2 separate regions of the Homo sapiens genome follow, and region 1 is linked to region 2. The links are chromatin loops, found by intact Hi-C in ENCODE. Cell type or tissue: endothelial cell of umbilical vein. All regions are shown on one strand. Each heading gives the region's core, and the rest is flanking DNA. Links, peaks and the distances in the headings are about the cores only.

Region 1 (15,859 bases), core at 2,741-10,740, 220 kb before region 2:
AAGGAAAATGATAGAAGATCCCAGACTCAATTCTAGTTTATGGAAGGAAAGTAGTCCTTCTCCTTTGCAATACTAACTCCATCCACAACTAAGGCTTTTTTTTTTTTTTTTGAGACAGAGTTTCGTTCTTGTCACCCAGGCTGGAGTGCAATGGAGTGATCTCAGCTCACTGCAACCTCCGCCTCCCGGGTTCAAGCGATTCTTCTTCCTCAGTCTCCTAAGTAATTGAGATTACAGACATGTGCCACTATGCCCGGTTAATTTTGTATTTTTAGTAGAGCTGGGGTTTTGCCATGTTGGCCAGGCTGGTTGCAAACTCTTGACCTCAAGAGATCCACCTGCCTTGGCCGCCCAAAATGCTGGGATTACAGGCATGAGCCACTGCACTCGGCCACACTGAGGCTCTTGACCTATTACCTTCAAGCACCTCAGATGATGTGATGGATATCTATGAAACCAGTTATCAGGAGATGAGCTCCAGCTCTGCCACAATCTGTGTGACCATGGACAAGATGACAGCTCCTGCCTATGATATTATTCCATCAGATATCTCTTTTCATACTTGAATCTTTAAAATCTCCATTATTACTGAATCTTTCATTGAACATATAGACCCCTCCTTCCATTAGAAAAATTCTCAATCAGTTTATTCCTTCTTTTCCTTCCCTAGTGCCTCTCTTACGGCTCTGTCACTTTCCCCTAGATCGTTTCCTAGATCAATAGTTTCCTAAACTGTTTATCCTGCTTCTAGTCTCTCCCTGATCTAATTCACCCTACAACCTATGCCAGTTTGAGATTCCTAAAATAGAATTCTACTTATGTTCCTTCCATCCTTGGGCCATTGGTCTCTGTTTGAAAGGTCCATTTATCCATTTTCACCTGTCAAACACTTTACCTATATTTTAATGACCACGTCAAATTGGAAGGGCAACATTCTTCCACAAAGGAAATTCCCCACATCCAAACATAAGTCTTCTATTCTCATTTCCCACTCCCAACAAAAGCACCATATACACATTAAAGTATGTAAAAAAAATCTATTTGTATAAGAGTAATGTGTTTTCTTATTTAGTAGCCCAACAGTAAGCTGCAGAAGGGCAGGAATCATGTCTCATTGTTTCTGTAGCCATGTTGCATCCAGTACAGTTCATGGCATGTGGTAGGGTCTCACCGAATGGTAGCTTATTTGAACTGAAGGCACTGCAAGTCCCAGGTAAGCAGTAGTCCCAAAACAGAACATTCCCCTAACCCCTCACCAAAAAAAAAAAAAAAAAAAAAGGTTGTGGAATCTCTCAGGGAAAAAAGTAGAAGATCTGTTCCTGATTTCTACCAAATACAACACTAGTTTAACTTTATCCTCGCATGGATTTTGGACTTGCAATTGAAAGGGACTCTCGACTCCTCTTCTTACAGATAATGGAATGAGGCAAAGAAAGAAGTATCCTATCCAAGGTCACACCCTGAGTTAGTGGAAGAGCTGGCTTAGTATTCAGGGCTTCTGAGTCTCAGGCCACAGTTTTGACTACAAGTGCTACTATCACATGAGGTTCCCTGCTGAGACGGGGTATGGGAAAAGCCTTGCAGTACAAAATTCACACTGTTTCTAAGGCATAGCTAGCAATGGAAGGCAGGGGCAGGCTTTGTGAACATACCTCTTGTAACTGAGATTCTTTCTTTTTTGAAGACAGGTGTAAGTGCCGATCCAGTAAAGAATAAAACCTCTCACCATCCTTTTCAAATTTCTTTTTCCGCTCCTAAAGGTGGGAAAGAAGGGCAAAGATTAAATGTCTGTAGTTGTAACTCTGTCTGCTTAGAAAGGAGAATGAAGGAGATAGTGTCAGGTTTCAGGTGGTCAATCCCTCTAGCTCCTGGAAGGAAAAAAAAGCAACGGAGAATTAACTTTGTATTGGTCTCAGCAGTTTCAGCTTCCTGAAATATAACCCCAAACCATTCTGCCTGCAGAAATGGCAGTCCCTATTTTTACAGCTGAAAGCTATGGAAGCTGCTCCTTAGAGAATGATACCTTAAAAGGGCCTGTGCAGTAGATATATTTTCTTCCCTCCAATATTTTTCACATAGATTAACCACTCATTCAAATTTTCTTACAAAGGAAGAAGACATAACACAAATGGAAGTAAATATTTGTCATGAAAAGGTTAATCTACAATGCACTTAGACAGCTAATAATAAGTAAAACATTTCCAAAGAAATAGGAACCTGGGATTGTCTCTTTTTAATAAATTACTTGGTATTATTTAAGCACTTCACTCCAAAAAGCTGATATTAAAAACAGAGAAAAAAAATCCTGGAAAGTTTAACTAGAAAGCAAGGGTTGTAAAGATTTGTGGCAGATGAAGGACTCAGCCTTTACTCTTCTCGAGTATGAAATTTAATTAAGTTCTCTGCTACTCAGCACAACTGGAAGAAACACAGCATCTAAAGTAGCACTAACAATGTTCCTTTGTCACAGACTAATGCTGACACTCTACTATTCTCTTAGCATCATGCTGGAAAATCAATGTAAATGGCTTGTGCTGTCTCATGCGAAATCCAAAATCACTGAGCACCTGCAATGTGCCAGGTAGTAGAAGAGGCACAGCAGGGGACACACGGATCAAAGAAAAAAAAATCACCCATGGTTTATTGCTACAAGCAATCTGTTGCTGGGCAGGAAGCTAGGGCAGAGCTGAGTGACCTGTGACATATAAGAAATGTGCTTTTGGCCGGGCACAGTGGCTCATGCCTGTAATGCCAGCACTTTGGGAGGCCGAGGCGGGCGGATCACCTGAGGTCAGGAGTTCGAGACCAGCCTAGCCAACATGGTGAAACCCCATCTCTACTAAAAATACAAAAAAAAAAAAAAGAGAAAAAAAATTAGCTGGGCTTGGTGGTGCACGCCTGTAATCCCAGCTACTTGGGAGGCTGAGGCAGGAGAATTGCTTGAACCTGGGAGGTGGAGGTTACAGTGAGCCGAGATTGTGCCACTGCATTCCAGCCTAGGTGAGAGAGCAAGACTCTGTTTCAGGCGGGGTGGACAGGGAAGAAAGAAAGAAATGTGCTTTTTACTATTTTTTTTTAATGAAGGGAAACGTGTAGGGAGGAAGCTAACATTCATTAACCAAGGCCTACATCAGGCCAGGCACTATGATAGACACTTAAAGTCTATTATCTCATTTAGACTTTACAACACTGAGAAGCAGATATTGTAAAGGAAATTAAGGTTCAAATAAGCTGAACTAACATCCAAGATCACAGTCCATGTAGCCCAGATTATCATGGGTGGAATAACATTCATGGGGCTTATAAATAATCAAGACGTCTTAGGAATACAACTCGAGAAGTTCCATAGCCCAACCCTAACTCAGATACCAAAACACAGGAGGTAGACATTTTCACACAAAACATAGGAAGGACAAACTGTTCCTCCAGCTGTTGAATCAATTTAAAGTACCAATTATTTGAGAAAAGCATGGGCCAGAAAACCTTACTGCCTTCACCAAGGACCGATAAGATTCTGTGGAATACTTTCTCCTTCAAATTCAATTTTTAAATTAAAAACTGAAATATAATTCTCATATCATAAAACTCATCCTTTTAAAGTGTACAATTCAGTGGTTTTTAGCATATTCACAAAGCTGTGCAACCACTGCTGTTATCTAATTCCAAAATATTTTCATCACCCCAAAAAGAAATCTTAATCACATTAGTAATCATTTTCCATTCCCCCTTCCACCCACCTTCAAAAAGCCACAGTCTACATTCATCTCTATGGATTTTCCTATTCTACATCTTTCATATTAACTGGAATCTGCATTATGGCCTTTGGTGACTGGCTTCTTAAACTTACATAATGTTTCCAAGGGTCATCCATATTGTAGCATGTATCGGTACTCCACTCCTTTTTATGACTGAATATTATTTGGCTGTATGGATGTACTATGTTTCCTTTATTCTTTTGCAAGTAAATATCCGGTAGTCCCAGCACCATTTATTCAAAAGAGTATTCTTTCCCAACTGATTGCTTTTAATATCCTTGTAAATTATTAGTGAACCATAAATGTTTGTTTCTGGACTCTTTATTCTATTGATCTATATGTCTATCTTTATGTCAGCACCACACTATCTTGATTACTGTGGCTTTGTAGTAAGTTTTCTTTTGTTTTGTTTTGAGATGGAGTTTCACTCTTGTTGCCCAGGCTGGAGTGCAGCAGTGCGATCTCGGCTCACAGCAACCTCCACCTGCTGGGTTCAAGAGATTCTCCTGCCTCACCCTCCCAAGTAACTGAGATTACAGGCATGTGCCACTACACCCAGCTAATTTTGTATTTTTAGTAGACACGGGGTTTCACCATGTTGACCAGGCTGGTCTCGAACTCCTGACCTCAGGTAATCCACCCACCTCAGCCTCCCAAAGTGTTGGAATTACAGGCGTGAGCCACAACGCCCGGCCTGTAGTAAGTTTTGAAATTTAAAAATTTGCCTTTGACATTTTTTTCTATTCTGGTCCTTTCCATTTCTATGTGGATATTAGGATCATCTTACCAATTTGTGTGAAATGGCCAGCTGGAATTCTGATAGGGCTTGCATTGAATCTGTAGATCAACTTGATGAGTAATGCCATCTTAACAATATTAAGGCTTTCAATTCATGAACACAGCTTGTCTTTCTATTGATTTAGGGCTTCTTTAATTTCTTTCAATGATGTTTTGTAGTTTTCAGCATATAAGTCTTGCACATCTTTTGTTAAATTTATACCTAAGTATTTTAATCATTTTGATTAAATCAGATTGTTTTCTTAATGTTCACATTATTAATGTCAATAGACATACAATTTTATTCCAAAGTAGATAGAAATAAAATTTATTTTTATATACTGATCTTGTATCCTACACAATGTTGTTGAACTCCTTCATTAGTTCTGTGTGTGTGTGTATGTGTTTGTGTGTGTGTGTTCCTTAGGATTTTCTATATACAACATGAAGTCATCTGCAAATAGAGATAGATTTACTTCTTTCCAATTTTGGCTAATTATGCTAACTAGAACCTCCAGTGCAATGTTGAATCAAAGTGAAGAACGTAGACATCCTTATTTTGTTCTTTACCATAGAGGAAAAGATTTTAGTCTTTCCCTTATGTGTGATGTTAACTTCTAGTTTTGGTTACAGCTGCCATCAATCAGGTTGAAGAAGTTCCCTTGAATTCCTAGTTTGTTCCATATATTTATCAGAAAAGGGTATATACACAGGACAGAAACAACCTTTGAGTTTTGCCTTTCACTTCTAGGCCCTTCATCCGCCTGGAATTCAGCATTGTTTGTGATGTTACGTAGGAATCCAGCTTTATATTTCTCTATATAGAGATTCATTATTCCTATAATCACCTATGAATTTTTCCACTCCCCATTAATTTGGAGTGCGATTTTTATTTTATATTAAATTAATATGTGAGTTTGAACTTCAGCTATCTATTCTGTTTGACTAGCCTTCTGTTTGAGGACCAATATCCGACTGTTTTCACTCCACTGACTTTGTAATATGTGTGCTGCCTGGTAGAGAAAATCTCCCTTCTTTTGTCTTTTTTTTTTTAAGGTTAACTTAGCTATTTGTGCATATTAAGCTAAAAACCCAACTAAACTTTAATTTATAGATTAATTAGAGGAGAATTAACATCTGTATAATATTAACGAAATCCATTTGAAAAGAGGAAAGGTCTAGAATTTATTTATATTTTCTTCCATGTCCTTTACTAGATTTTAATGTTTTTCCCAATAGAGATCTTGTGTATTTCTTTTGAAAATAATTTCTGCATATTTTAGTTGTTATTGCTAATGTGAATGATATTGAAACGGGAAAAGTTCCCTTATCCCCTTCACAGGGCATGAGACTGGGCTGTGGCTCGCTTCTTCGGTGCCCCTCTGCTCAAACCTCTAGGGGGCGCATGCAGATGGGCAGGTTGTGGGGCATGTGGGCTTTAACCCCAAGGCAGCATCTAGGGGCAAATGCTTACAGCTCCTTAAGCCCCAGTGGGCGTGCGTTACAGTGTGCTCTTTTAGTTTTGTTGTCTATAGGCAGCTCGTGTTAATCAGCTAAATTAGACCCTCTGCCTTATCACAAGGAGAGAGGGCTTTCTGTATCCCGGGTTCTTGCCGTGGTGTACCGGAAAAATCAGATCATACATGGGATTGGAGAATGAGTGCAAGGTTTTACTGAATGATGGAAATAGCTCTCAGCAGATGGATGGGGAGCCAGAAGGAGGATGGAGTGGGAAGTTGGTTTTCCCCAGGAGTCAGGCCGCTCAGCCGCCGAGCTCTCCTGCCTCTCCTCTGACCGCCCTCGGCTGAACTCAGCGTCTTCCCGCCATAGATGACCTGCTGGCAACTGCTGGTGTCTGCCGGTGTCCTCCTGGTGTCTGCCGGTGTCCTCCTGGTGTCTGCCGGTGTCCTCCTGGTATCTGCTGGTGTCTGCGGCTGTGTTCTTCCGCCTGTGTGTTCCTCTCGATGTCCAACCACTTGTGTCTCTGCCCTCTAGGGTCTTGGGGTTTTTATAGGCAAAGGATGGGGGCATGGCGGGCCAGGGTGGTCTTGGAAAATGCAACATTTTGGCATGAAAACAGAAATGCCTGTCCTCACCTAGGTCCGTGGGCACAGGCCCAGGGGTGGAGCCCTAGCCAGGGACCGGGCCTTTCTCTTCCTAGCACTTGCCTGCCCCCCTCCCGTATCAATATTACTTATCACATTTACTGGTTACTTATTGCACGTATTAAAAATAATATTAACTTTGGCAAATTACTCGTGTCATTGCCAATCTGGTGAATTTCTTATTAGTCCTTATAAAGTTTACTGATGCTGCTGATTTTCCCAGTTATATAATTATATCATCTGCAAATAACACCATGCTGTTTTGTAATGTTTTTCAAATAGTAACCAATTTTAAATCTTTCCTTCCCATCTTTGTGCACTTATTTAATTTTCTTTCCTTTTCTATTTTTTTTTTTTTTCTTTAGAAGGAGTCTCACTCCCAGGCTGGAGTGCAGTGGCGCAATCTCGGCTCACTGCAACCTCTGCCTCCCGGGTTCAAGCAATTCTCCTGCCTCAGCCTCCCAAGTAGCTGGAACTACAGGCACCAGCCACCATGTCTGGCTAATTTTTTGTATTTTTAGTGGAGATGGGTTTTTGCCATGTTGGCCAGGCAGATCTCAAACTCCTGACCTCAGGTGATCTGCTCGCCTCGGCCTCCCAAAGTGTTGGGATTATCGGCATGAGCCACTGCGCCCGGCCAATTTTCATTCTAACAGTATTAGTGGGGCTCTCCAGTACTGGGTTAAACAATAGTAGACAAATGGGTATCTTTCTCTTGTTCTCCATCGTAAGATGAACATATTTAAAGTTTCTCCATTTAGTATAATGTTTGCTATAGGTTATCATATAAATATTATTTACTTAATTTTCCTGCAATTCTAATTTGATTACAATAAGCACATGTTTTTCTCCTTTACACTAGTAATGAAAGGATTTGAACCGACTCATTTCTAAGGTTAAAATTTTTGGGGACCACTTTTTCTGAGGGAGTGAAGGGGAGGGGAAGTATGAATTCCATTTCAATATCTTTAATATATATCCGTCTACTCAGTCTCCCTCTTTCCTTTTGCCAACTTTTGGCCATTTACATTTTTCTAGGAATTAACCTCATCTCTTTTTTTTCAAATGTGTTATAATTCTTTCGTCTTTTTAACAAATCTGTTGTGTCTGTAATATTTCATTTATTTTACTCTATATTCTCTACTGTGTTTGTTTGCATTTTCCTACCAGTCTACCTTGTTAATCCTTTCAATAACTAATTTTTGGCTTTGTTAATTACCTCTACCATTTTTTATTGTTATAGTTGTTTTTTAATTTATTTCACTTCTGCCCTTAAGTCTTATATGTCCAGCTGTTTTGTCACTTCGGGTAGGTTTTGTTGTTGTTATCAATTTTTTTAATTTAAATGCTCAATACATTTGTTTTTAATCTTTCTTATTTGTTGATCAATATATCTAAAGCAATGAACTTCCTTTCTACATAATGAACTGTGTCCCACAAATGTGGATATATACTGACTTCATTGTCATTTCATCATAAAATATATTTATTTTTTTAACCCAAAGAATATTTGCCATTTTGTTAGTTCCCAAATATGGAATGTTTTATCATTAATTTTTAATTTTATTTTCTTATGGTTAGAAAACATACTCTATGTGATATAGAATCTTTTGAATTTTTGAGGCTTCCTTTATAGCCTGATGCATAGTTTATATTTCTTAATGTTGTCTGTGTACCCAAAAGAACATGTATCCCTGTTTCTTGGATACAAAGTTCTGTGTATTCTATGTAAATAAAATAGCTCAAACTTATTGTATTGTTAAGATTTTGATATTGTCACTTATTTTTCCTGGGCAATTATTATCAGTTTCAGAAAGGCAAATGTTAAAAAGTTCCAATGAAATTGCTGTTCTATCTGCTTCAGTTCATGTTTCACGAAAATGTTTGCTATACCATTATTAATAATAGCAAAGTGGAACAAAGAAATAAAAACAAACTAAATTATAATTCATTTATGTAATGGAACATTATGAGTCATTACAAATTGTAAGAGAACATTTATTGACCTACAGGGGTATCCATGATATTAGTGAGTATTAAAAAAAGTTACAAAACAGAACGCTATATGATCACATTTATATAAAATTATACACAATTATGCATATATATTTGACAAAGGTCTAGTATGCAAAACATAAAATGAACTCTTAAAACTCAACAATAAGAGGCTGGGCACGGTGGCTCACACCTGTAATCCCAGGACTTTGGGAGGCTGAGGCAGTCAGATCACCTGAGGTCAGGAGTCCAAGACTAGCCCGGCCAACATGGTGAAACCCTGTCTCTATTAAAAATACAAAAAATTAGCTGGGTGTGGTGGTGAATGCCTGTAATCCCAGCTACCTGGGAGGCTGAGGCAGGAGAATCACCTGAACTTGGGAGGCGGAGGTTGCAGTGAGCCGAGATCGCGTCATTGCACTCCAGTCTGGGCAACAAGAGCAAAACTCCATCTCAAAAAAAGAAAAAACTCAACAATAAGAAAATAAATGAGCAAAACTTGAATAGACATATGGCCATATCACAAGATATAGAAATAGCCAACGAATACATGAAAAGATACTCAACATCATTAGTTATTGGAAATGCAAATCAAAATCACAATGAAATATGACTTCACAGTTATTAGGATATCTAAAATAAAAAATACAGAAAATAGCCTGTAATCCCAGAGCTTTGGGAGGCTAAAGCAGAAGGATCGCTTGAAGCCAGGAGTTTGAGACCAGCATGGTGAGACCCCCATCTCTACAAAAAAAAAAAAAAAAAAAAAAGCTGGATGCAGTAGCACATGCCTGTATTCCTAGCTAGTCAGGAAGCTGAGGCGGGAGGATCTCTTGAGCCCAGGAATGCAAGGCTGCAGTGAGCTATTATCATGCCACTGCACTCCAGCCTGGGTGACAGGCTGAGATCCTGTCTATAAAAAAATTAGAAATGAAAATTATATATGTGGAAAATAAGTGTTCTTGAGGATGTGAAGAAATTGGAACTCTTGTGAACTGCTGATGGGAAAGTAAAATGGTACAGGCACCCAGGTAAATATTTTGTCATGTTCTCAAAAATTTAAACACAGAATTACCATATAACCAGGCAATTTCCCTCCAAAGTATATACCCAAAATAATAGATAACAGGGACTCAAGCAGATACTTGGTGACCAATGTTCCCTGTAGTATTTACAATGGCCAAAAGGTGGAAAAAACCCAAATGTCTATCAATTGATAAATGGACAAAAAATATGTGGTATATACACTAGATGGAATATTATTAACCCATAAAAATGAAGGAACTTCTGATACATGCTACAACATGAATGAACCTGGAAAACATTATGCTAATTCAAATAGGTCAGACACAAAAAGAGAAATATAGTATGAATTCATTTATATGACATATCTAGAATAAGAAAATTCTTTTTTTTTTTAAGATGGAGTCTTACTGTGTTGCCCAGCCTGGAGTGCAGTGGTGCGATCTTGGCTCACTGCAACCTTTGCCTCCTGGGTTCAAGTGATTTTCCTGCCTCAGCCTCCCACGTAGCTAGGACTACAGGCATGTGCCACCACACCTGGCTAATTTTTGTATTTTTAGTGCAGACGGGGTTTTACCATGTTGGCTGAGGTCTCAAACTCCTGACCTCACATGATCTGCCCATCTCGGCCTCCCAAAGTGCTAGGATTACAGTCATGAGCCAGCAAGCTTGGCTAGAATAAGAAAATTCATAGAGAAGACAGAAAGTAAATTAGACTTTACCAGGGCTGGGGAAAATGGGGAGTCATTCCTTACCGGGTACAGAGTTTCTGCTTGGGGTGATAAAAGGGTTTTGGAAATATTTGATGGTGATGGTTGCATATCATTTTTAATACAATCAATATTTCTGAATTACACACTTAAAATGATTAAAATAGCCAATGTTGTTATATGTATTTTATTTATGTATTTATTTTGACCTGGAGTCTCGTTCTGTCACCCAGGCTGGAGTGCAGTGGCACGATCTCAGCTCACTGCAACCTCCACCTCCCAGGTTCAAGCAATTCTCTTGCCTCAGCCTCCTGAGTAGCTGGGATTACAGGCACCCACCATCACGCCCAGCTAATTTTTGTATTTTTGGTAGAGACAGGGTTTCACCATGTTGGCCAGGCAGGTCTCAAACTCCTGACCTCGAGTAATCCGCCCGTCTTGGCCTCCCAAAGTGCTGGGATTACAGGTGTGGGCCACCATGCCTGGCCTGTTATATATATTTTAGCTTAATAAAAGCCATGTAGGCTTAGGATCAGATAAACTCAAACTCAAATCTTGGTTCTATAAATAACAATAATTTTGTGACCTTTAAAAAATTAACCTTACTAAGCTTCAGATTTCTTAATCTCTAAAATAATCACAAAAATAACATCATATTTTACTGGGTTATGTGAAGACTGATGAAATATATGCATGTAATGTGCTTATCACTGTATCTGTCCAATAAACAAAAGCTATTATTATTATCAAAAACATATAAATTGATCATATCATTCCCCACAGTTAAAAACTTCCAGGACTCCACACTGTGCTTGGGATAAAATCCATAGTTGTTACTATGACCTACAAAATCCCCTATGATCTGGCCTGGGCCAGAACACTCTCTCATCAGTGTTCACTTCAGACACAATGGCCTTCTTTTAGTTCCTTAGACAAACCACTAAGCTTGTTCCTACCTCAGGACCTTTGTGCGCTTGCCATGACTAGAACACTCTTTCTCCAATTTTTCTCATGACTGGCTTCTTTTCAATGTTCAGGTCACACCTGAAGTGTCACATTTTCAGAGGCTGTCCATTATGACTCCTTCTAAAGTTGCCCTAGACCAACTCCACCCCCACAAGTAACATCGAATCACCGATTTTATTGTCTTCAAAGCATTTATTGCATTTGTTGCAATCTGAAATTATTTATCTAATTATTTGTTTAACATCTGCCTCCCACCCTCTGGCACACCACTAAAATGTAAGGTCTACATAAGCAGAGACTTCATCTGTCCTGTTCATTGTACAAGGAATGGTGTCAGGTACAGAGTGTGGCCAAATTAACATCTGTTTAGTGAATCAGTGAATGAACACATGAAGCAAATTTGCAACCTCAGTGCAGAACAAGCATGAATTCCTATCCAAATATGACTATAACATCAGAATACTGGATCAACTCCTTTTATTCTACATATTCTGAGTTAACTTTTTCAAGTAAAAACACATTTTTCCAATATAACTTTAATGTAATACTAGAAATAGTTACCACTTATTGAGTATTATTTGTAAGTTGTTATGTTAAGCACTTGATATGCATTACCTCTTTGAATCCTCATACAAGCCTGTGAATGTTACTATTCTTATCCCAATTTTACAGAAGAGGAATGAGCCTGAGCCTCAGAAAACGAACTGTTCCAAAGTTGCACAAGCTAATAGAAGTAAAAGAAATGGAGATTCAAACCCATAATTGACTCTAAAGCCCTTACTTCTAACCTCGACAATATACTAGGTTATATACTAGGAAAGGGCACTAAACCACGTTCAAATTCTGCATTTTCCATTTACTACTTACATTACCTTAAACAAAAATCTTAACCTTCTGACTCTCAATATTCCCAATGTAGAAGTAGATAACCTTGTGAAGAAACCACCATATATTTTATAAGGAAAGGCACTAAGGAAATGCTTTAAGGACACAGCACACCCCTAAATGAGATCCCACAGACACCAGGTATAAGACAGTACTAGTAGACTTAACTCAGTACCAAGTATAAACTCTTTAGCCTCGTATTCAAGGCCCTGCAGTCTCACGCCAATCTACTCTCCAGTTTCACCTCTTGCACTCCTTGTATGAAACATGTATATTCTAATCACACCAGATTACTATATGTTCCCCAAATATGCCACACTTTTTCATACTGTGCTTTTTGTTCATATGATTTCCTCTATATAAAACATACTTTCTCAAAGATTTCCTTATTTAAATAGTAAGGCATTTAGCAGACTCGTTTCTTCTTTCAAGAGTGGAGTCTACTTAATTTGCTCATATAGGTCTACCTTGGCTCTAGTTGCTGAGACCAAGTCTACAATGAGACAGGGTAGATTAAGAACTCCAGCCCCATACACTAGATTTACTGTCATGTCAATGTGGCTACCAGCCTGACTCTGACTTTGTGTCCCATTTGAAACATCAGGACTTCTATCTGGTTCAGAATTCCCAGTCTCTACCTTGCATACCACTTGAGTGCCAGATGAATTTTGTGTGAATCACACCCTCCATTGATAGTCATGCCCTCTATAACTGGATCATATTTGGTTATGGAAAATCTTTATTTATTATTTATTTATTTATGAATTTTTGAGTTGGAGTTTCACTCTTGTCACCCAGGCTGGAGTGCAATGGTGCAATCTCCGCTCACCACAACCTCTGCCTCCCAGGTTCAAGTTATTCTCCTGCCTCAGCCTCCCGAGTAGCTGGAATTACAGGTGCAATGCCACCAGGCCTGGCTAATTTTTGTCTTTTTAGTAGAGACGGGGTTTCACCATGTTGGCCAGGCTGGTCTCAAACTCCTGCCCTCAGGTGATCCACCCACCTCGGCCTCTCAAAGTACGGGAATTACAGGCGTGAGCCACTGTGCCTGGCCGGTTATGGACAACTTTGACACTTGCCATTATCCCCTTCCTACCACCACTGAACTAAGCACCTTGCTCCCTGCTAAAAAACCATCCTGAGGTACCATACCTCCGTTTTAAAATAATGTCAACTCTTGAGTTCCTATTGCTACAATGTGTTGACTATCATCATTTAGCCAAAACTGTTATGCTGTAGTCCTTCCAGGCCTTGACAGTAAGAATGGGGCTCTGTTTTTAATGCAAGAGGGATTTAAGTGTGTTGCTATATGGAGGGAGAAAAAATAAGAAAATACAAGGAGTGGGATAAAAAACCCAAATGAAGAGATCATCTATGGGCAGGAGAAGGGCCAGGATGTTTTCTGGGATGAGAGATAAAAAGGCAAAGATAGGTGAGGATAAAGAGGAGTTTTGCAGAAGGCTAGAAAATGAGTGGGTCGATGGTTGCCCAGTGGCACAGAGGAGACAAGAAACCATGGTCTTGTGGTTAGAATAGTTAGTTTACATAACTTGTAGCTCCATAAAGTCAAGGACGGTATCTTATTCAACTCCATCCCTAGGGCCTAGCATTGAAATAGGCGAAAATGGGTGCTCAAGATACACTTGCTAAATTAAAATATAATGTAATACAGGAAATCAAACATGAGTATAAAGAGAAGAGAATCTGTTATTTTCTGAGTAGCTCTAATATACTATGCATAGTCTAGATATTTGACCCCCATTTAATGATCAAAGTTGCTGTATAATAAACTTTAGTAGTACTGTTTTACAAATGAAGAAACTAAACCTCAGGAAGATTAAATATCTTACCCAATGCAAAAAACCAGTAAGAGGTGGGTTAAACTATCTAAAATTTACTACATTCCCCTGCTGCAAAGCGTTCCATATCAACTACAGGACTAAGTATACTCACCTTGAGAGGATATACATGATCCCTCATGAGATGGCAACGCGTACTTTGAAAACTTTCTTTGTACAAGCTGAGCCCTCCACTTAGCATCCTTGTACCTCACACTCCACTTCACTGGCTAATTTCAAATCGTCCTTCAAGATTCCATACAAGAAGATGTATCATCTTCTCAGTGGTGTCTTCTCTAAGTCTTCCTCAATATCCCCATATCCTATCTTTGTTTGCAGTCCTTCCTGTACTCTCTCTGTGTACACGATCATATTATAACCCCGACCTCACATACTGTCCTTGTAAATTTGTCTGTCTCCAAAGTATTTAAGGCCGTAGGCAAATTTTCTCTTTACTATAGTTTTGCTTGTCAGGCATAAATTTAATATTCCATCACATAGATTTCTTATCTGTGCTAGCTATAAATATAGTAACTAAGCTTGTAACAGGCATAGACTTAGTTCTGAGGGGAATCTACAGAGGACAGGCCATTACAACTGGCTTTCAACACCCTTATAGTCCACCAAGGACAAGAGATGCATCCCAAAAGCCCAATATTCCTTTCAGTTGTAAAAAGAAATGTTGACATTAAGTTATGTGCTAGCCATGTCCTTCCCAGAGTTACAGTAAATCAAGAATAAATTGCCAGGTGGAGCGCAGTGGCTCATGCCTGTAATATCAGCACTTTGGGAGGCCAAGGCGGGAGGATTGCTTGAGCCCAGGAGTTTGAGACCAGCCTGGGTAACATGGCAAAACCCAGTCTCTACAAAAAAAAAAAAAAACACACAAAAATTAGCTGGGCATGGTGGGGTGTGCCTGTATTTCCAGCTACTCTGAAGGCTGAGGTGGGAGGTTGCAATGAGCTGAGATCACGCTACTGCACTCCACTCATCTCAAAATTTTAAAAGAATAAATTGCCAATTATTGTGGAAAGATGCAGAGCAAGATGTCGAAATAGAAGGCTCCACCGATTGTCCCCCTCCACTGCAGTGACACCAAGTTAACAACTATCTACACAGAAAAAAATACCTTCATCAGAACCAAAAATCATGTAAGCACTCATAGTACAAAGTACCTGGTTGTAACTTCATATCGCCGAAAGGACACTGAGGAGATAGATAAAACAGTCCAGAATTGCAGACACCACCACCCTGCCAACTCCTGGCAGCAGCAGCATGTTTCAGAGAACATCTCTGGCTGCTGGAGGAGGGAGAACACAGCAATTGTGATGCATTGAACTCAGTGCTTTCCTATTGAAGCAGAAAAGAAAACTGGACCAAAAATGGGCAAAAGATTTGAATAGACATTTCTCAAAAAAAAAAAGACATACAAATGGCAAACGGGCATATGAAAAGATGCTCAACATCATTGATCAAAGCAATGCAAATCAAAACTATAATGAGATATCATCTCACCCAGTTAAAATGGCTTATATCCAAAAGACAGGCAATAACAAATGCTAGGGAGGATGTGGAGAAAAGGGAACTGAGGTACACTGTTGGTGGGCATGTAAATTAGTACAACCACTATGGAGAACAGTTTGGAGGTTCCTTACAAAACTAAAAATTGAACTACTATAAGATCCAGCAATCCCACTGCTGGGTACATACCCCAAAGAAAGGAAATCAGTGTATCAAAGAGATATCTGTACTCCAATGTTTGTTGCAGCACTGTTTACAATAGCTAAGATTTGGAAGCAACCTAA
Region 2 (15,859 bases), core at 3,171-11,170:
GGCACCATCTCGGCTCACTGCAGCCTTCTTCTCCCAGGCTCAAACGATTTTCCCACCTCAGCCTCTTGAGTAGCTGGGACTACAGGCGCCCGCCACCATGCCGGCTAATTTTTCTATTTTTTAGTAGAGACGGGGTTTCACTATGTTGGCCAGGCTGGTCTCAAACTCCTGACCTCAAGTGATCTGCCCGTCTCGGCCTCCCAAAATGTTGGGATTACAGGTGTGAGCCACCATGCCCGGCTGCTTCCACTTATTTTTACAAATATATTATACCACATAATCAAAGATAAACATGCATACAACAAAATAAGAAAAGTATCTTTAGAAACAATAGCCAAAATAAACAGAAACAGATCCACACACACACACACAAAATTAGATATTATGATTATCAAACACAGGCCATAAAATAACTATGCTCTCAATGTTCAAAGTAATAAAAATCCAAGCTTGTTATTTTTATCAGAGAACTGGCAACTAAAAGGTGACATAGCAATTAAAAGAAAATATGAATTAATTCCTCTATAACCTAGGAGTGGGAAAAACTTTTCTTATTGTGCCTTAAAATCCAGTAGCAATTAGGGAAAATAATCTATCACAAAGACACACTAAAAAAGTATGAAAAGATGTATGCATAAGGCAGGTATCAAAGCATTAAGGCTAATAGTCAAAGACTGGAAACAACGAAAATGCCTATCCACATGGGACAGGTTGAATTAATTATGAAGTATCCAAATAATGAATTACTGAGCAGCAATGAAACCACTGAGGAAAATAATAGGGAATATCTTTATATACTACTGTAAAGTGATCTCCAGGATATATTTTTAAGTAAAAAAAGAAGCAGGATGGGTAATAGCTGGGTGCACTGGTGTGTGACTGTAGTCCCAGTTACTCAGGAGGCTGAGGCAGCAAAAGTTGGAGGCCAGCCTGGGCAACATAGTGATTATAGGGATACCCGCATCTCTAAAAAAAAAAAAAAACTAAAAGAAAGAAAGAAAAGTGGAGGAAAGTGTGCATACTATGCTATTGTTTTTAGAAAGGAAGAGAACATGAATATATTCTCTATAGATATAGATGTAAATATAAACAAACAGAGAAAAGGTTAGCTATAGTTACCTATATGAGAAGGGAGAGAAAGATAATAGGATGGAAGAGACAGGGAAAGAAACTACCCTTCTCTGAGTACATACTGTTTTGTAGATTTGACTTTGGGACCATGTAAACATTTATTTTTAAATAATATAAAATTTTAAAACATCTTCATCCATGTCCCTACAAAGGAAATGAACTCATCATTTTTTATGGCTGCATAGTATTCCATGGTGTGCAAGGACAAAAAACCAAACACCACATGTTCTCATTCATAGGTGGGAATTGAACAATAAGTACAATTGGACATAAGAAGGGGAACATCACACAACGGGGCCTGTTGTGGGGTGGGGGGAGGGGGAGGGATAGCATTAGGAGATATACCTAATGTAAATGATGAGTTAATGGGTGCAGCACACCAACAAGGCACATGTATACCTATGTAACAAACCTGCACGTTGTGCACAGGTACCCTAGAACTTAAAGTATAATGAAAAAAAATACAAAAAAAATTTAAAAAAAAATTTTTAAAAAAACAAAAAAGTCAAAAGCAAATGAACCTGTGCATCATATTGGTAGCATAACCCATAAAAGTGAATTATTTTAAGTAAATTTGAAATATAGTAATTTTTCTTTTTTTTTTTTTAAGATGAAGTCTGGCTCTGTCACCCAGGCTGGAGTGCAGTAGTATGATTTCAACTCACTGCAACCTCTGCCTCCCGAGTTCCAGTGATTCTCCTGCCTCAGCCTCCTGAGTAGCTGGGATTACACGTGCGTGCCTCCATGCCCAGCTAATCTTTGTATTTTTTAGTAGAGACTGGGTTTCACCATGTTGGCCAGGCTGGTCTCGAACTACTGACCTTAGGTGATCCGCCTGCCTTGGCCTCCCAAAGTGCTAGGATTACAGGTGTGAGCCATTGTGCCCGGTCGAAATATAGTAATTTAACTTTAAATTCCTGGAGGTATAAATTCTTAAAATAATGAACAAAGTAAGTCTTAAACTGTTGTTCAGAATAATATTGTTAGTAACGATAGCAAAACTAATAGTATAACAATAGGATAAAGAAAATATATAATTACGTTAATGATGTTGGGAACCCCCAGATTTGCAGTGTAAAACAGATACAATTACAAACTCAAAGAACTCAGTTAAAAACTTGTTTTTCATTTTATTATATATTTTTTAGAGATGGGGTCTCACTATTATTGCCCAGGCTGGTTTTATTTATTTATTTTTTTTTTTGAGACAGAGTTTTGCTCCTGCTGCCCAGGCTGGAGTGCAATGGCACAATCTTGGCTCACTGCAACCTCTGCCTCCTGGGTTCAAATGATTCTCCTGCCTCAGCCCTCCCAGGTAGCTGGGATTACAGGTGCGCACCACCATGCCTGGCTAATTTTTGTGTTTTTAGCAGAGATGGAGCTTCATCATGTTGGCCAGACTGGTCTCGAACTCCTGACCTCAGGCAATCTGCCTGCCTCAGCCTCCCAAAGTGTTGGGATTACAGGCATGAGCCACTGCGCCCGGCTGAGGCTGGTTTTAAACTCCTGGTCGGTCTAAAGTCATCCTCCTGCCATGGTCTCCTAAAGTGCTGGGATTACAAGCGTGAGCCACTAGTACCCAGCCCTAAAAACTCATCTGACTTGTAAATATCAGTGTTAAAATGTGATGCATTTTCTCTTAAAAATGTCTTTGTCTACATATATATATATATATATAGAGAGAGAGAGAGAGAGAGAGAGACATATATATATATGTCTCTATATATATGTCTCTATATATCTATCTTTATGTATATCTATGTGTAGCAATATCTACATCTATCTACATACATATATACACACGTATTTTTGAACTCTGATCACTAAAATGGCCTAAAAGCTATGATGCACCCAATAACAGTGTACAGGAACCAGGATTCATTGGAGAAATGGTGATTCCATGTCTGAAGAAGAAAATGTAGGCCAGGCACGGTGGCTCACGCCTGTAATCCCAGCACTGTGAGAGGCCTAGGCGGGTGGATCACGTGAGGCCAGGAGTTCAAGACCAGCCTGGCCAACTTGGTGAAACCCCATATCTACTAAAAACACAAACATTAGCCGGGCATAGTGGCATGTGCCTGTTGTCCCAGTTACTCAGGAAGCTGAGGCAGGAGGATCGTTTGAGCCCAAGAGGCAGAGGTTATAGTGAGACGAGATCTCGCCACTGCACTCCAGCCTGCTCAGTGACCGGAGTAAAACCCTGAAAAAGAAAGAATATGTAAAAGATGGGCTGGGTGCACTGGTTCATGCCTTAATCCCAGCACTATGGGAGGCTGACGAGGGAGGGTTGCTTTAGCTCAGAAGTTTGAGATCAGCCTAGGCAACATGGCGAAACCCAATCTCTACAAAAAGTACAACAATTAGCCCAGTATGATGGCAGGCGCCTGTGGTCTCAGCTACTGGGGAGACTGAGCCAGAAGGATCGCTGAAGCCTGGGAAGTTGAGGCTGTGATGAGCTGTGTTTGCACCCCTGCACTCCAGTTTGGGTGACAGAACGAGACCCTGCTTCAAAAATAAATAAATAAATAACTAAATAAATAAAATAAAATAAAATAAAAAGAAAGAAGAGTATTCCAACTAACAAAATTTAAAAGGATGATAGAATTAGAGCATCACAATTTTGCAACTCCCTAATAAAATAATGGCTCTGGGCAATGATCATCATTGACTACTAACATCACAGAAAGAGAAACAATAGCACATTATGTTCAAATCTGAATCTGTTTAAGACTAGAATTTACTGCCAGTTTTCAGGAAATGAAGGATGCAAAGGAACATGTTAAACAACATCATAGGAGCACAATTACCAAAATACAGACTGTGGAAATCTCTGGAGGACAGTTTCTTCAATAACAAAAAATGGAGGGCAGGAAAAAAAAGACATGAAGAATTTATAGATTAAAAGGAATTTAAGGTCGGGTGAAATGGCTCTCGCCTGTAATATTAGTACTTTGGGAGGCTGAGTACATTCCGGCGAATGGCTTGATTCCAGGAGTTTCAGACTAGCCTGGGCAACAAGGCAAAACCCCATTTCTACAAAAATACAAAAATTAGCCAGGCATGATGAGGCGTGCCCTGTAGTCCCAGCTACTCAGGAGGCTGAGGAGGGAGGATTGCTTGGGCCCAGGAGGTGGAGGTTGCGGCAAGCTGAGATCTCGCCACTGCACTCCAGCCTGGGAGACAGAGTGAGACACCGTCTCAAAATAAAAAAAAAAGGAACTTAAAAGGCATCAATCAATCATACTGTATGGACCACGATCAATCACACTATATGGACCACTTTTGGATTTTGGATTTTCACTTGAACAAATTGTTAAAAAAAATGAGGCTATTGGAGAAATTTAAACACTAACTCAATGATAGTAAAGATTTATTCTTTATTGGTTAAGATAATGAAGATTGATATTTATTTACTTATTTATTTAGAGATGGAATCTCGCTCTGTCGCCCAGGCTGGAGTGCAGTGGCACGATCTCGGCTCACTGCAACCTCCACCTTCTGAGTTCAAGTGATTCTCCTGCCTCAGCCTCCGAGTAGCTGCAATTACAGGCATGCACGAGCACTCCCGGCTAATTTTTGTATTTTTGGTAGAGACAGGGTTTCACCATGTTGGCTAGGCTGGTCTCAAACTCCTGACCTCAGATGATCCACCTGCCTTGGCCTCCCAAAGTGCTGGGAATACAGGCATGAGCCACAGCCCAGGGCTTATTTATTTTTGACAAAGAGTTGTAGTGTTACCAGTTGAGGGTGTCCTGTCCAGGTTCTTGGCGTTTTGAACAAATAATTGGACAAAAAAGGACAAAGCAAGGAAAGAATGTAACAACGAAAGCAGAGATTTATTGAAACTGAAAGCACACACCACACGGTGGGAGTTGATGGAGCAAGCGGCTCAAGGGCCCGGTTACAGAATTTTCTGGGGTTTAAATACCCTTTAGAGGTTTCCATTGGTTACTTGGTACATGCTCTAAGTAAATGAAGAGGTTAAAGTGAAGTTACAAAGTTATTTACTTAGTGTACACTCTATGTAAATGAAGAGAATGAAGTAAAGTTACAAAGTCATTTACTCGGTGTGTGACCTATGTAAATGAAGAGGATATTTCCTGTCATAGCTGAAGTGTTTCCCTTTGATTTAGTTCTAGGAAGTCCTTAGGTTCCCTGCTTCCAGGCCCTGTTCTCCTGCCTCAGTAGGAGACCAGAATATGCCACAATAAAATATGCCTCTTTGACACAGGATTATTTTGAGTTTATTACTTTCAGAAACTGCAGACCTAGAAGTTCTGAAAACATAATAGTTATCCTTTTGTAAAGGAAATTTAAAGGAAATTTCCATTTATAAGGATCTCTCTCTCTCTTTGCTCCAGTAAGAGAAGGATGACTAAATCACTAGACATTCATCAATGGAGAAGTCAGTGACTTAAATATGCATAACAAATCTTATCCTTCTTTACTGTACTTTTCCTGGGTACCTCACCATAACTGGCCTTGTCTGCACCCTTGTTTCTTTGTTTTAGTGTATGATAATATTTAAGCCAGAATTCAAAGCCACCTCTTTGAAATTTACTATTTCTCTTGGTATCTCTTATGTATACATGAGGTATACATGTTAATAAACCTCCATTTGCTTTTCTCTTATTAATCAGTTTTTTACAGGGGTCCATCCCAATTAAGAACTATGAAGTTTAGAGAGAAAATCGTTTTTCCTCCCCTACGGAGTTCTTGTATAAAAATACATATGGAAATACATATAGATAAAAAGATATGGCATCATCTGTCACAGTCAAGAGGAACCTAAGAAGACATGATGACTAAATGTAATGTGGTATGCTGAATAACTTCTTGGAACATAAAAAGGACATTATGTTAAAACTAAGGAAATCTGAATAAAGTGTGAAATTCAGTTAATAATAATGTCAGAGGCACTCGAACCAGAGTGACTCCATCTTTAATAGGTGCTGGGTAAAATAAGGCTATGACTTACTGGGCCACATTCCTAGGAGGTTAGGCATGCATAGTCACAGGATGAGATAGGAGGTCGTTATGACATGTACGTCATAACGACCTGTACAACATACAGGTCATAATGACCCTGCTGATAAAAAAAGAATGCAAAGGCCGGGCACGGTGGCTCAAGCCTGTAATCCCAGTACTTCGGGAGGCCAAGTTGGGCTGATTGCTTGAGCTCAGGAGTTCGAGACCAGCCTGGAGAACATAGCGAAACCCCATCTCTACTAAAAATACAAAAATTAGCCAGGTATGGTGGCACGAGCTACTTGGGTGGCTGAGGCAAGAGAATCGCTTGAACCCAGGAGGTGGAGGCTGCAGTGAACCCAGATCACGTCACAGCACTTCAGCCTGGGCAACAAAGTGAGATCATGTCTCAAAAAAACAAAACAAAAACAAAACAAAAACACAGTGTGATAAAGAAGCTGTCTGAAACCCACCAAAACCAAGATGGTGATGAAAGTGACCTCTGGTGGTCCTCACTGCTCATTACATGCTAATTATAATGCATTAGCATGGTAAAAGACACTCTCATCAGCGCCATGACAGTTTGCAAACGCCATGGCAACGTCTGGAAATTAACCTATATGGTTTTAAAAGGGGAGGGAACTTCTTCTCCGGAAATTGTCCCCCCTTTCCCGAAACCTCATGAATAATCCATCCCTTGTTTAGCATATAAGCAAGAAATAACTATAGGTATACTCAGTCAAGTAGCCTGCATTGCTGCTCTGCCTATGGAGTAGCCATTCTTTTGTTTCTTTACTTCTCTAATAAACTTGCTTTCACTCTACTCTGTGGACTCTCCCTGAATTCTTTCTTGCCCGAGGTCCAAGGACCCTCTCTTATGGGTCTGGATCGGGACCCCTTTTCCGGAAACAATAATATATGAATACTGACTCACTAATTGTTTAAAAAAAAAAAGTACCATACTAGTGTAATACAATAATAACAGGAAAAACTGGGTTTGCAGTATATGGGAATTCTCTATATTATCTTCTCAATGTTTCTGCAAATCTAAAACTGTTCTAAAATAAAAGTTTATTTTAAAAAAGATACGATATATGGGATTGGTTGAAAATAACCCAGGTCAGACACAGCAGGGAAAATAAATTAAACAAGAGTGGCCATGAATCAATTACTGTTGAAGCTGGTGATGAGTACAAAGAGGCTCATTATACTATTTTCTTTTTTAAAACAGTGCCTTGCTCTGTTGCCCAGGCTGGAGTGCAGTAGTGCCATCTCAGTTCACAGCAGCCTCAACTTCCTGGGCTCAGGCAATCCTCCCACCTCAGCTGGGACAACAGGTATGCTCCAACATGCCTACCTAATGTTTTTAAAAAAATTATTTTTAGTAGTCAAGAGTGGTTGCTCAGGCTAGTCTCCAACTCCTGACCTCAAGCAATACTCCAGTCTTGGCCTCTCAAAATGTTGGGATTACAGGCATAAGCCACCGCTTCTGGCCTATACTATTTCTTTATTTGTTTATGTTAGACATTTTCCATAATAAACATCAAAATAGATATATCCCAGATTTGCAAAAAAGGAAGAAATAGAAATTCTAGAACTAAAAAGTACAATAACTGAAAATAAGAATTCAGTGAAGCTCTTCCTCTTCCACTTCCATTTCCTTTTCCCTTTCCTTCTCATCCTTCCATTTCCCTTTCTACTTTCCCTTTTCTACTCTCCCTTTCCTTTCCCTTTCTTTTTCTTTCTTTCTTCTTTTTATTTATTTATTTATTTGAGATGGAGTTTTGCTCTTGTTGCCCAGGCTGGAGAGCAACAGTGCAATCCTGGCTCACCGCAACCTCCACCTCCTGTGTTCAAGTGATTCTCCTGCCTCAGCCTCCTAAGTAGCTGGGATTACAGGTATGCACCAATACACCCGGCTACTTTTGTATTTTTAGTAGAGATGGGGTTTCTCCATGTTGGTCATGCTGGTCTCAAATGCCCAACCACAGGTGATCTGCCCACCTCGGTCTCCCAAAATGCTGGGATTACAGGCGTGAACCACTGTGCCCGGCCTTCCTTCCCTTTCTTACTTTGCCCTTTTCTTTCTGAATAATTCAGCTCAGAAGACATTAAAAGTGATGAAGAAAAGCAGGTTTCTGAACTAGGCTTAAGGGAAGCTATGGTGGCTCAAAGCAGGGTGTTTCAGCCAGATCAGAGTGAGGAGGGTGGACCGGGTGCAGTAGCTCACACCTGTAATCCCATCACTTTGGGAGGCTGAGGAGGGTGAATCACTTGAGGTCAGGAGTTCAAGACCAGCCTGGCCAACATGGCAAAACCCCATCTTTACTAAAAATACAAAAATTAGCCGGGTGTGGTGGTGGGCGCCTGCAATCCCAGGTACTCGGGAGGCTGAGGCAGATAGAATTACTTGAACCTGGGAGGCGGAGGTTGCAGTGAGCTGACATCATGCCACTGCACTCCAACCTGGGCGACAGACTGAAACTCCATTTCAAAAAGAAAAAAAAAAAAGAAATATGAGAGTGAGGAGGGTGTTTATGTGGAAGCAATTAATGACCTGTCACATAGTGTCAGAGCCCATATGCGATGATGAAATCATCCACGTATATTCCCTAGCTCTGCTCACTGAGACAGCTGAGAATAGCAATATCTCCATAGCAACATGCACACTTAGCACCCAAATTTTGCATTCTTTTTTTTTAAGAGGAAATCTCGCTCTGTTGCCCAGGCTGTAGTGTAGTGGCACAATCTGGGCTTATTGCAACCTCCACCTCCTGGGCTCAAGTGATTCTCCTGCCTCAGCCTCCTGAGTAGCTGGGATTATAGGCATGATCCACTGTGCCCGGCCCCAAATTTTGCTTTCTAAATCTCATTCTCTACCCCTAGAAGTGGGGATGCTTGGAGAAATGACTGAGTCCTGGGCTGGGGCAGGGTAAATACAAAACGAGCCTGGAAGATCTTATGCCAGAAAGCAAAGGAATGCTCAAAGAATGAAGGGATCTTATCAAAAGGACATAGAATCAAGCTTCAAGGGACTCCCACTGGCCAAGTTTAGGACAACCTGAATATCAAAACAAATAATGCTAGTTGAGAAGTATAAACTCATTGAATAAAATGGGAAAATATGAAGCTGAACTTATATTGAAAGAGTAAACTGAAAGTTTGATAAGTAATGGACTATTCACATAGGCTCAAAATACCTCCTAACAAAAATACATATTAATTACAAAAGAAAAAGAGTAATATTACAGCAGAACACCCTTCCAGACACCACCTTAATCAAGTGATTCAAGTCAGCATCTTTTTTTTTTTTTTTTTTGAGACGGAGTTTTGCTTTTGTTTCCTGGGCTGAGTGCAGTGGCACACCCTTGGCTCACTGCAATCTCTGCCACCCGGGTTCAAGAGATTCTCCTTTCTCAGCCTCCTGAGTAGCTGGGATTACAGGCACACACCACCAGGCCTGGCTAACCTTTTGTGTTTTTAGTAGAGACAGGCTTTCACCATGTTGGCCAGGCTGGTCTCAAACTCCTGACCTCAGGTGATCCGCCTGCCTTGGCCTCCCAAAGTGCTGGGATTACAGGCGTGAGCCACCGTGCCCGGCCTAAGTCAGCATCATTAATAAAGAAACAAATCAGGCTGGACGTGGTGACTCACACCTGTAATTCCAACACTTTGAGAGGCTGAGGTGGGAGGATCATTGAGACCAGAAATTTGAGACCAGCCTGGGCAACATGGCAAGACGCTGTCTCTAAAAATATATAACAAATTAGCCTGGAGTGGTGGTGCATGTCTGTAGTCCCAGCTACTGGGACAGCTGAGGTGGGGGGATCATTTGAGCCCGGGAATCAGATGTTGCAGTGGGCCATGATTGTGCCACTGCACTCCAGCCTGGCTAACAGAGCAAGATCCTGTCTCATAATAATAATATAGAACAAATAAAAATCATGTGACATCTCATAGGCTGCAATAAGAATGCAACATCATTTCTGATTAACTTGCCAAAGATGCATAATTTTCACCTAATCATGAAGAAAATTAGAAGATCCAAATTGTGGATTGATCCTGTAATCTTTAAAAGTGTTAAGATCATGAAAGCCAAGGCAAGACTGAGAAACTGTTCCACTCTGAAAGCAGCTAAAAAGACAAATAATACAGCACATAATCCTGACCTGAATCACTTTGCTCTGATGAAGAGTATTGGAAAACTGAAGAAACTTACATCAGGTCTGGGGATTAGATGGTAGTAGTGTATCAATGATAATTTCCTGATTTTGATGGCTGTACAGTGGTTGTGCATGAGAATGTCTTTGTTTTTATGAAATACACACTAAAATATTCAGGGCTGATAGCATATCTTGTTGGCAACTTAATCTCAAATAGATCAGGAAATAAAACAGCTTTATACTGCACTTTCAACATTTATGTAAGCATTAGGTGAATATGGTGATGTGTGCCACGTAGTCGCAGCTACTCGGAAAGCTGAGGTGGGAGGATACCTTGAGCCTAGGAGTTTGAGTCCAATCGGCAATATTATAGCAAGACTTCATCTTACAAAAAAAAGGAGAACCCCCTTCCACATTTATATAAGCTTAAGATTGATACAAAACATAGATAAAAAAGAAGAGACTGGGTATTGTGGCTCACACCTGTAATCTCAGCACTTTGAGATGCCAAGGTGGGAGCATCACTTAAGACCAGGAGTATGAGACCAGCCTGGGCAACATAGTGAGATCCTATCTCTAAAAACAATTTTTTTTTAAATAGCTGGGCATGGTGATGCACACCTGTAGCCCCAGCTCCTCGGGAGGCTAGGGTGGGAGGATGGCTTGAGCCCAGGAGGTTGAGGCTGCAGTAAACTGTGATCACGCCACTACACTCCAGCCTGGGTGACAGAGCAAGACAGTCTCAAAAAAAAAAAAAAAAATGTCCAAGCACTGTCATGCCTGTAATCCTAGCACTTTGGGAGGCTGAGGTGGGCAGATCACCAGAGGTCAGGAGTTCGAGACCAGCCTGGCCAACATGGTGAAACCCCGTCTCTACTAAAAATACAAAATTAGCCGGGCATGGTGGCACGTGCCTGTATTCCCAGCTACTCAGGAGGCTGAGGCAGGAGAATTGCTTGAACCGGGGAGGTGGAGGTTGCAGTGAGCTGAGATAGACCATTGTACTCCAGCCTGGGCAAAAAGCAACACACCGTCTCAAAAAAAAAAAAAAAGGAAAAGAAGTAAATTCCGTGAATAGGTTAAGATATTAAGAAACTGATTAAAAACAGTGAACTGATATTAAGAAATTAAGGAAAGAATCAGTAATCTGGTAGAGTGTAGAAGAAGCTATCCAGAAAGTGTCAGAGAATGTTCAAAGACAGAAGGGAGGGTAGTAGACATAGACAAATCAATGAGAAGGTCTAGTCTGTGCTAAATTTGAGAGCAAATGAAAAAAATCTCGGGAGATTGGGAGAGAGAATAAAGAGATAATAGTTGAGGTCTACCCAGAGCTGATGAATATATCAATCAACAGATTCAAGAGACCCAACAAATCCAAAACCGGAAAAACATAAATTCTTGACAAGAGTCATAGTTAGAATGCAGAACATCATCAAAAGTTACCATTACAAGGCTGGGATCACACCTGTAATGCCAGCACTTTGGGAAGCTGAGGTGGGAGGATCACTTGAGGCCGAGAGTTCAAGACCACCCTGGTCAAACAGAGCAAGACTCCATCTGCCCCCATCCTCGCCAAAAAAAAAAAAAAAAGGATGGACTTGGTGATGCATGTCTGTAGTCTTAGCAACTGGGGAGGCTGAGGCAGGAGGATTGTTAGAGTCCAGCAGTTAGAGGTTGCAGTGAGCTATGATTGTAGCATTGCAGTTCAGTCTGGGTGACATAGTGAGACCTTGTCTCTAAAATAAACAAGCAAAGAAACAAACAAAAATGAATGAAAAGATAATCCACAGGCTGGGAGAAAATACTGTATATGCAAAGCAACTATCTTACCAAGGGCTGGTACCTAGAATATATAAGGAAGTGCTCAACTCTATAATGAAAGGACAAACAACATAAATAAAAATGTACAAAACACTTAAACAGTCACCTAACAAAATGCAGCTATATGAATGGTAGATACATGAATGTCCACAATAGAAGGTACACAATGTCATTAATCATCAAAAAGTGCAAATTAAAACTTCAAGAAAATACTGCTACATACCCATAAGAGTGGGTAAAATGAAAAAGTATGGCAAAAATGACACTATTAGAATAACTCATAATAAATTAATTTAGCAAGGTCCTAAAATGTAAAGTTTTATTTTTTGTTTTTTGCTTTTTTGTTTGTTTGTTTGTTTTGTTTTTTGACACAGAGTCTTGCTCTATTGCCAAGGCTGGAGTGCAGTGGCATGATCTGGGCTCACTGCAACCTCTGCCTCCCAGGTTCAAGCGATACTTGTGCGTCAGTCTCCCAACTAGCTGGGACTACAGATGCGCATCACCACGCTTGGCTAATTTGTGTACTTTTGCTAGAGATGGGGTTTCACAATGTTGACCAGGCTGGTCTCAAACTCCTGACCTCAAGTGATCAGCCGGCCTAGGCCTCCCAAAATGCTGGGATTACAGGTGCGAGCCACTGAGCCCAGCCTAGAATAGAAGGTTAATATATAAAAAAACTGTTTTATATTCTAGCAAATGGAAAGTGGAAAATGTTTAACAAATTCCAAATACAGTAAATATGAAAGATAAGGAATAAATATAACAAAAGTCATCTAAAATCTCTATAGTAGAAATTTAAAAATATTAGTAAGATAAATTAAAGATCTAAACAATCAGAAAGCTACCCTATGTTCATGAATTGAAAGACAATATTGTTGCCAGGGCGTGGTGGCTCACGCCTGTAATCCCAGCACTTTGGGAGGCTGAGGCAGGCAGATCACTTGAGGTCAGGAGTTGGAGATTAGCCTGGCCAACATGGCGAACACCCATCTCTACTAAAAATACAGAAAAATTAGCCTGGCGTGGTGGCATGTGCCTGTAGTTACAGCTACTCAGGAGGCTGAGGCACTTAAACTCCTTAAGTTAAGGATCACTTAAACTCAGGAGGTGGAGGTTGCAGTGAGCTGAGATGGCATCACTGCACTCCAACCTGGGCAACAGAGTGAGACTTTGTCTCAAAAAAATAATAAAATAAAATAAATAAATAAATGAAGGGAGAAACAAATAATTCAACAACAATAGTTGGATAGGCCAGGCACAATGACTCACACCTGTAATCCCAACGTGGTGAGAGGCCAAGGCAGGAGGATCACTTGAGCCCAAGAGTTCAAGACCAGCCTGGGCAACATAGTGAGACCCTGCCTCTATAAAACTAAAAAATTTAGCTGTGTGGTGTCACCTGCCTGTAGTCCCAGCTACTTGGAAGGCTGAGGTGGGAGGATAGCTTGAGCCTGGGAGGTCAAGGCTGCAGTGAGCCATGATCATGCCACTGCACTTGAGTCTGGACAGCAGAGTGAGACCCTGTCTCCAAAAAAAAAAAGAATTGTTGGATACTTCAACACACTACTTTAAATAATGAGTAGAAAAACTAAGCACAAGATCAACAAGGAAATAGAAGATTTGAACCACATTATAAACTAATTATATTTAATAGACAGCTACAGAACCCACCAATCATGCTTCTTAACTGCATGTGGAACATTCTCTAGGATAAACCATATGCAATAAGCCTCATTTTAATATAAAGGTTTGAAATAATATAAAGTATATTTTCTAAATATGGAATGAAATTAGAAAATAACAGAAGAAACTTTGGGAAATTCAAAAATACATGGAAAGTAAACAACATACTCTTTAATAAACAATGCTTCAAAGAAAAATTCACAAGAGAAACAAGAAAATACTTGGACATGAAGAAAAGGGAGATATATCACCAAAATTTATCAGATCCAGCTAAAGAAGTACTGAGAGGGAAATTTATAGCTATAAATGTCTTCATTACAAAAGAAAGCTCTCAAATCAATAACCTAAACTTCAACCTTAAGACACTGGAAAAAGAAGAGCAAACTAAACTTTAAAGAAGCAGATAGAAGGAAAAATAGAGATTAGAGTGGAAATTAATTAAATATAATATATAGAAATACATAGAACAATAAACAATAACAGCAAAAGTTGGTTCTTTAAAAATTAACAAAATTCACAAACCTTTAGTTAGATTGATCACAAAAAAGAAGGAACAGTCAAATTCCTAAAATTAGAAATGAAAGAAGACACATTATTTCCAACCTGATAGAAATAAAATGGACTTGGCTAGGTGTGGTGACTCACGCCTGTAATCCCGGCACTTTGGGAGGCCAAGGCAGGCGGATCACCTGAGGTCAGGAGTTCGAGACCAGACTGACCAATGTGGTGAAATCCCATCTCTACTAAAAATACAAAAATTAGATGGGCGTGGTGGCAGGCACCTGTAATCCCAGCTATTCAGGAGGCTGAGGCAGGATAATTGCTTGAACCTGGGAGGCGGAGGTTGCAGTGAGCTGAGATCCTGCCATTGCACTCCAGCCTGGGTGACAACAGCGAAACTGTGGCTCAGAAATAAATAAATAATAAATAAATAAATAAAATACATTAGAAGGGGATACTATAGACAATTCTATGCCAACAAATCAGATAAACTCAATGAAAAGAACACATTTTTATGAAGACACAAACTACTGATACTGACACAAGAAGATATTAAAAACCTCAATGTACCTGTAACATATAAGGAGATTGAAGAGGTAATTTTAAATTTTGCCACAAAGAAAATCATAGGCCCAGGCAGGGCACGGTGACTCAGGCCTGTAATCCTAGCACTTTGGGAGACCGAGGCAGGTGGATCATTTGAGGTCAGGAGTTCGAGACCAGCCTGACCAACTTGGTGAAACCCCATCTCTACTAAAAATACAAAAAAAATAGCTAGGCATGGTGGTGGCCACCTGTAATCCCAGCTACTTGGGAGGCTGAGGAAGGAGAATTGTTTGAACCTGGGAGGCGGAGGTTGCACACAGTGAGCTGAGATTGCTCCACTGCACTCCAGTCTGGTCTGGGGAAAAAAAAGAAAGAAAAAGAAAGAAAATCACAGGCCCAGATGGCTTCACTAGTAAATTTATTTTCATATATGTAAAAAAAATTTTTTTTGAGACAGAGTCTCACTCTGCCGCCCAGGCTGGAGTGCACGGGTGCCATCTCAACTCACTGCAACTGCCGCCTCTCAGGTTCAAGCGATGCTCATGCCTCGGCCTCCCAAGTAGCTGGGATTACAGGCACCCACCACCATGCCCGGCTAATTTTTGTATTTTTTGCAGAGACGGGGTTTCTCATGTTGGCCAGGCTGGTCTCAAATTCCTGGGCTCAAGTAATCTGCCTGCCTTGGCCTCCCAAAGTGCTGAGATTATAGGCGTGACCCACTGTGCTCAGCCTAAAAAGATTTTTTTTTTTGAGACAGAGTCTCACTCTATTGCCCAGGCTGGAGTGCAGTGGCGTGATCTCGGCTCACTGCAACCTCCAACTCCCAGGTTCAAGCGATTCTCCTGCCTCAGCCTACCAAGTAGCTGGGATTACAGGTGTGCACCACCACGCCCGGATAATGTTTAGTATTTTTAGTAGAGACCGAGTTTCACCATGTTGACCAGGCTGGTCTCGAACTCCTGACCTCAGATGATCTTCCCTCCTCGGCCTCCCAAAGTGCTTGGATTACAGGAGTGAGCCACCGTGCCTGGCCCAAAAGATTTTTT

Evidence for each region. Peaks named below come from ENCODE experiments on the same cell type or tissue, not always from the same donor. Only the 100,000 strongest peaks of a DNase experiment are listed, where the experiment ranks them.
Region 1: it touches region 2 in a loop (2.7-fold over the local background); 2 of 110 quality-filtered maps call a loop at or near these places.

The regions. Positions count from the first base shown.
Region 1 is chrX:68,232,835-68,248,693 of GRCh38, forward strand. It overlaps OPHN1 (oligophrenin 1), which reads right to left. Exons shown (of 25, transcript NM_002547.3): 6 at 1,653-1,754. Among named protein-coding and RNA genes, the nearest start is that of OPHN1, 190 kb to the right of the region's middle. In endothelial cell of umbilical vein, for the core only: a CTCF peak has its summit at 5,923 (motif pointing right); no DNase peak of the experiment used is centred there.
Region 2 is chrX:68,456,270-68,472,128 of GRCh38, forward strand. No RefSeq gene overlaps it. Among named protein-coding and RNA genes, the nearest start is that of OPHN1, 31 kb to the left of the region's middle. In endothelial cell of umbilical vein, for the core only: no CTCF peak of the experiment used is centred there; a DNase peak (open chromatin) is centred at 6,622; H3K27ac peaks cover 473 bases.